2 separate regions of the Mus musculus genome follow, and region 1 is linked to region 2. The links are chromatin contacts, found by Hi-C in ENCODE. All regions are on one chromosome and are shown on one strand. The core of a region is the stretch at or near the end of the contact, and the rest is flanking DNA. Distances in the headings are between cores, read along the strand shown.

The links. A loop is a pair of places that touch in the nucleus more often than their neighbours do.
Region 1: a map of heart shows a loop between it and region 2 (2.8-fold over the local background). The contact joins the promoter of Sox21 here to the enhancer-like site in region 2. A Hi-C loop is called at or near these places in 4 of 37 maps with a recorded cell type or tissue (all heart).

The regions. Positions count from the first base shown.
Region 1 is chr14:118,235,763-118,238,487 of GRCm38, forward strand. Sox21 (SRY (sex determining region Y)-box 21) reads right to left here and starts at 1,268. Exons shown (of 1, transcript NM_177753.3): 1 at 1-1,268. Gm4675 (predicted gene 4675) reads left to right here and starts at 470. Exons shown (of 3, transcript NR_131969.1): 1 at 470-1,182.
Region 2 is chr14:118,179,067-118,182,129 of GRCm38, forward strand. It overlaps the pseudogene Gm4674. Among named protein-coding and RNA genes, the nearest start is that of 4933431J24Rik, 30 kb to the right of the region's middle. Within about 2 kb of position 1,382, at least 3 of the 3 ENCODE cell types and tissues checked have a DNase peak (open chromatin) inside an H3K27ac peak, as active enhancers do; they include heart, where a contact is called at or near this core.

The DNA of each region.
Region 1 (2,725 bases), core at 18-2,517, 57 kb after region 2:
TTCCCGCGCGGGAAGAGAGGACCAGACGACCAGCCCTGGGTCGGGGCGCTGCGTCCCGGACCGCTTTGGTCTGTCTGGTCGAGCTCTAAGAAAAAATCCTCTCCGGGACCCTGAAACTTCTCCTCGGTGTCCCCACTCCGCGGTGTCACTCTGCCCTCTGCTTTTTTGTCCTCTGTCCCGTTGCTTTGGCTCGCCAACTCCCTGCAGGTGGCCGCTGCCTGGTTCTGCTCTCCCCTCTCCTCTGTCTTCAGCGCCTTAAAAGCCAAGCAGCCCCGAAAGTTGAGCGGCGGAGGATCCACCAAGTTGAGCCGAGAAGCCCGCCGCCGCGTGCTGCCAAGTGCCAAAGGGGGCTCTCGGCGGCTGGAGTGTTTGGGTTCTCCCCGGTGACTTTCTCATTTGACAGAAGCAGATGGGAGTGGGGGAGGGGTGGCCGCGAAGAGGAAGAGGAGGGGTAGGGTCGGGGCGCGCAGAGCAGGGCGGCGGACAGAAACACAAACACTGCAGCGGCCCGTCTTCTGTGTCGGGGTCAGGGCGCGCTGATGGAACCCCCAATCCTGTAGTTCTGCTGAGGGCTGACGCTGTCCCCGGGCACCTGCCTGGAGAATCTTGCTGCCGGGCTTTGGCACAGGAGAGGAGAGGAAGGAGGCGGGCTGAGGTTTTGAGTTAGCCTGAGTCGCCGGGCCTCAGTGGAGACTGTCCGGGTTCTCCGACTCGCTGCTGCAGGCTGTCCCCGGGGCCATGCTTGCTCCGCTGGCTCCCAGCTTCCCCGGGCGCACTGAAGGTCTCGGGCTCCCGGAGCACTCCAGAAGCGGAGGGCTGCTCGGTGCGGCGCGGCCGGCCAGGCCCGGGCGCCTTCTCCCAGCTCCGGTCGCAGCAGCCAGACACTTGCAACTAACTTCTCCCAAGTTTCCGGCCCGGGCTCAGCCGCGCCCCTCTCGGTGAGCGCGCCTCCGAGCGTGCGCCCGCGTGGGTGCCGCGCCCGCGAGCCCCTGGGTCCCGGCTACTCCGGGCGCCGCAGGCTGGAAGGATGCAGGGATCCAGGTCCTGGAGGAGGACGGGGATTAAAGAAAACGTGCTATATCACCTCAGATCGCAGGTCTGCTCTGGGGCTGCTCCTGCTTTCCCAGCTCCGGGCCCAGGCTTTCGCTCCGCCGCTTCCGAGGCGACTGCAGCCCGGCTCAGGTGAGTGTCGCCACCTGCGAGTGTTGGCGCCGGCAGCGGGCGCTGGGTGTGCATGTCCAGCCGCGGCCGTGTGTGAGTGTGTGTGTATATCCTGGGAGTGCGGAGGAGGAGCCGGGGAGTCCAGGAGGGAGGAGGGACCAGCGGAGCCTCCTCCCGTCCCCCCTCCCAACACTCCTCCTCCTACTCTTTTTTCACTTTGAGTGCAGGTTTAGGCGAGTGGAGTGTCCGCCGCGCGCCGCGGAGTCTGCGCACTGTTTGGAGCTTGGTGTCGCCGGCGGCTCCCCTGTTCTGCCCAGCGCTGCTGGTGCTCTGCTGGCTGCTCTTCCGGGAGGATGAAAGCGGTACACCAGAGGAAAAGAGCTTCAGAAACTGGCGAGGAAGAGGGTTGAGCCTGGGGGTGGGAGTGGGGGAAGAGTCTTTGAAAGTGTTTGAGACTGTTCCGAATGGCAAGAAAGTACTCATTTTCCTTGGAGGGCCAGGTGTGACTCGCAACAGACGCCTCCGGCAGTTTCTTGCCTCATGGTTGCACTCAGAGGTAGTGGAGTGGAAAGTAGCCCAGGATGGACAGAACATTTTTGGCAAGCCTTTGGAAAAGGAATGAGCCTAGGTTGAGCCCGCATCCCCTTCTGAATACACAGCTTTTTTAAACAGTTGTCTTCTGTCTTGTTTTGCCTTCTTTTAATTCTGGTCGTCAGAGCTATCTCTGTGTTGTTTCTTTAACGTTTGCAGTCTCTCAACGATAGGGCAAAGCTGCTTCAAATCAAAAGCATAAATCATTTCTCTAAATAAAAATTTTAAAAATGTTCTACTCTGACAGTTTTTATGCTGTTGAGCCAGTTTTCTTGCTTGGTAGTTAGAGCTATTATAATTGACGCTATACACAATCAAAAATCAAATAGCACCCCCGAATATTCCTGGGGAACCCCCCTCCTCAGGGACTTTGTGTTTCAGGCAGATTACTTGTCTTCCTTTGGCTGTTTGCAAGTAACACATTCGTATACACGGTTAGCTTTTTTTAAAATGTCTTTTTGCAATTTATGTCCAGTTTGTACACACACGGGACCTTTGAACCATTGATTTGTAATCAGGGCATTAACATGAATTGGTTTGCACTCCTATTTATTTAAGAATTGGGCTTGTTTTGTTGCTCATTTAAATTGAAGAAGGCGATGGCTTTTGAAATGTTTGTTGTGATAACAGACATGCCAGTCAGCAGTGGCATGTTAAGTGGGTTTCTGTTTTCCTTAGCTGTCATGTTTGTAAATGCTTATTTTGTATTGTTTTTGCTCTCCTGTTGCTAAAACAATTGAACTGATTCCTCTAGAATCATAATTCTTTACCTCACTTTTGTAGACACTGTCATTCAGACTCTGGGTGGTGCGATGCTAAGACTCTGGCAAGTGTAATTACATAGACTAGGATATTAAATACACTGTTTCATGATGATAAACTACAAAATTACTGTCTCTGAGCTTTCAACCTACCAACTTGCATAATAGTTTTGAGACAAAATATTACCCACTGTCACACAAAGAACATATAT
Region 2 (3,063 bases), core at 132-2,631:
AGAAGGAGCATGGCCTTGGTTGCAAGGCAGACCTAGTTTCTCTTGACCGTTCCCTCTGTGATCTCTCTAGCAACGGTGTGTGTGTGTCTCACAGAATCCAGTGAGACCTGAGAGATGGGCTCTAATGTCACTAACTCCCAGGACTGCTGTAGGGGTTGTGGACGGCGTTGCCTCCTTGGCTCTGTGCTCAGATATATAGAGCCTAAAGGGTGTACAGAATTGTGAGTGAACCCAAGGTTATTACTAATCTACCATTCATGGAGATAAAATTTAAATGGCCTGAGATGAAATGTTTGTTTTAAATGATCATACATATGTGATTAAAACAGAAGGTAGGTGTGGCTGGAAGGCATTCAAGATTCTGTCTAACTTACACACGACTGAATTCCAACTTACTCCCACACAAAGTAAACTTTTACATCTCTTGCCTAGCCTGTGAGCTTTATAGATCTTTGAAAAGATTAGTGTTTAAGACTTACTCAGAAGCCAGTTTTTTTTAAAAAGTCCCCCCAGGGGCAAGGTAGAGTGAATAAAGTTGGGCTTATTTATTTATTTATTTATTTATTTATTTTTGTTAGTTTTAACATGGAAACTGTCTTCTTCTTGGGTACACCATGCATGTTGTAATTCACATTCGTCATCAGATTCGTGCACTGCGATCAATTTTATTTTATTCTCTAAAGGTGTGGGGCTTTGTGGGCATAAATGACTTTCAATGGTTGTGAAAGTTTCTCTTACCAAGCTTACAGTCCTGTGATACAGGTTTGAACTCTGTCTCTGACAGTTTCTCAGAAGTGTGTATTAGAGAGTAGGTCATGAGGCTAGCCTGAGAACTGGAGACGGACCACATTCCTGCCAGAAAGAATTCAGGTTTTAAGTGCAGAGCAAACATTACAGATTATGACTTCCATTTAGATTTTGTTACTTTCTGAATTATAAACGCCCTTCCCAAGAGCGACATCCCTCTGCCTGCTCTTCAGCTTCTGAGAAGTCATCTCCCAAATCTGCCATTTTTTCATGTTATCCAGTAAGCGGCTTCACGGGACAAAAAAAGTCACTGCTTGCTCTCAACCTGATGTCGCCCCCACCCCCACCCCACCCCACCCCACCCCAGGGTTCTGCTTTAAAGCGGGCGGGCGGGCTTTATTTCCTGCCCTTTGTCTTCTCAAAGCTCCTCCTTGACTCTGTATCACACTGCTGCTTTGGTGTTTCTGATTCTTGATCGCGCTCCACCACCGGCTCAAGCTTCCACTGAGTTTCAACAGCTGCGACATGTCTAAACTGCATTATCTTGCAACTGTTGGCTCCGGTGAGAACGAGAAAGGAGCCAAGTGACTAAAACAAAACATTTCACCGGGTTCCTATGGATACGCCCTGCCACCAGGAAGCGCGCGCTGGGCGGGGCTGACTCCTTCAGCCTCCGATGGCCTCTTCTGCGTGTTGCGTCCTTTGAGCATTCTGTAATGAGTGCCCGGGTAGAACCAGAGAATCTGATGACTGCAGTCACAGCATTAAAGGTGTGCCTTTTCGCCTATAAACCCACTCTTAAATAGGTTATTGTGTTTGAAGTGATTTACTACAATCGTTAAGAGACAAAATATGAATATTGAACAAGCGTTGTGCAAACCAAAGTGGGAAATGGTATACATTATGTAGCAGAGTAATCAGGAAATCACGAATATGCATCCCAATGAGGGTGAAGTCGCAGGGCAGATTGGAAAGACTTTCTTTATTGCAGGTTGAACCTGCGCAGAGCCCAGCACCGGTGATAATGGTGCTTGCGTTCCTTTGCATCTGATTTTTAGGGACCTCCGTGTCACTGTGGCTTCCTCTATGTGTTCAGGTTTTAGTTTTAATATATTTGCTTTGAGTTTGGCTTTGTCTTAGTGAGAAAACGCTGCAAGACACAAGTGTAAGCGTGCTGGATGCCCCTGAGTTACTGGTGGCTGGGGCGGAGCCAGGCAGGGAATAGGCTGTCCTGGAGGGAAGATCAGCTTCTACGTCACTTTAAAGGGAAATGCTTTTAAATCTCCATACACATGGTGGATTTTTTTTTTCTGGGTGTTTTCTATAGTTGGCCTTTTCTATGAGCTCTTCCTGCATAATTTTTTAAAATAAATTTTTGCCCATAATACATATGGGAAATATATGTCCTACTTAGTCACTAGCCGTTCAGTTCTGCATATAGAGGAGAAATGTAAAGTTTTTGTGTTGTCACCTATATGAGTATGTCTTTAGTGTTCTTCAGTACTATAATATTTCAATTATATGTATATTTTACTCACTAATTCCAGGATTTTGTGTTTTCTTTTTACAATTAATTATTTTTTTTAACTAAAAGAGCTGATGATTTTATTTTCACATTTCACATTTCACAATATAAGTGAAAACTGCACTTTTTTGTATTATTTCTCTCTCCAAAAATATTCAGTTAGGAAGGGAAGTTTCCTTTCCATGCATCTAGTAAACACTCAGGCTCAGCACCAAGAGCTCCTGGTGGAACAGAACAAGAAATACAAAACCATCAAGAGCGCTTCTGCTCTTATCTGTCTGGCCGGGTCATGCCAGGCCGGGTGGGCACCATCATAGGGCGGGCAGGAGGTCTTATCATGGGAGGCCCGGGCATCATGGGCATGTGGCCTCCCATGGGTGGTCTCATCCCAGGAGCTGGTCCCACGGTCATCATTCCGGGCGGAGGGGGGGCCCATCATTGACATCATGGGAGGGCCTCCCATGTGGGGCGCAGGCATCATGCCAGGCCGAGGAGGGCCCGGGAGACTGGGGGGAGGTGGGATCATGGCCCCTGCAGGCGGAGGAGCAGAGACCGGAGCGGAGGGATCTTCCCTTGTTGAAATGCAGCCGTTGTCTTGTCAGTCAGGCTCTGGGCCTGCTCTTCCATCCATTTCTGGTAATAGTCTTTCACATTCTCTTTGTGTTTCCGACCACTGCAGTGTGTCTTCCTCACAGATGGAGAATCGTGGGTAAGACACGTATCACAGTAGTCACAATAAAACTTGGGCATGATGCTCCACAAGCCGTTGGCTACCCCGGTCCCCGCCGCCA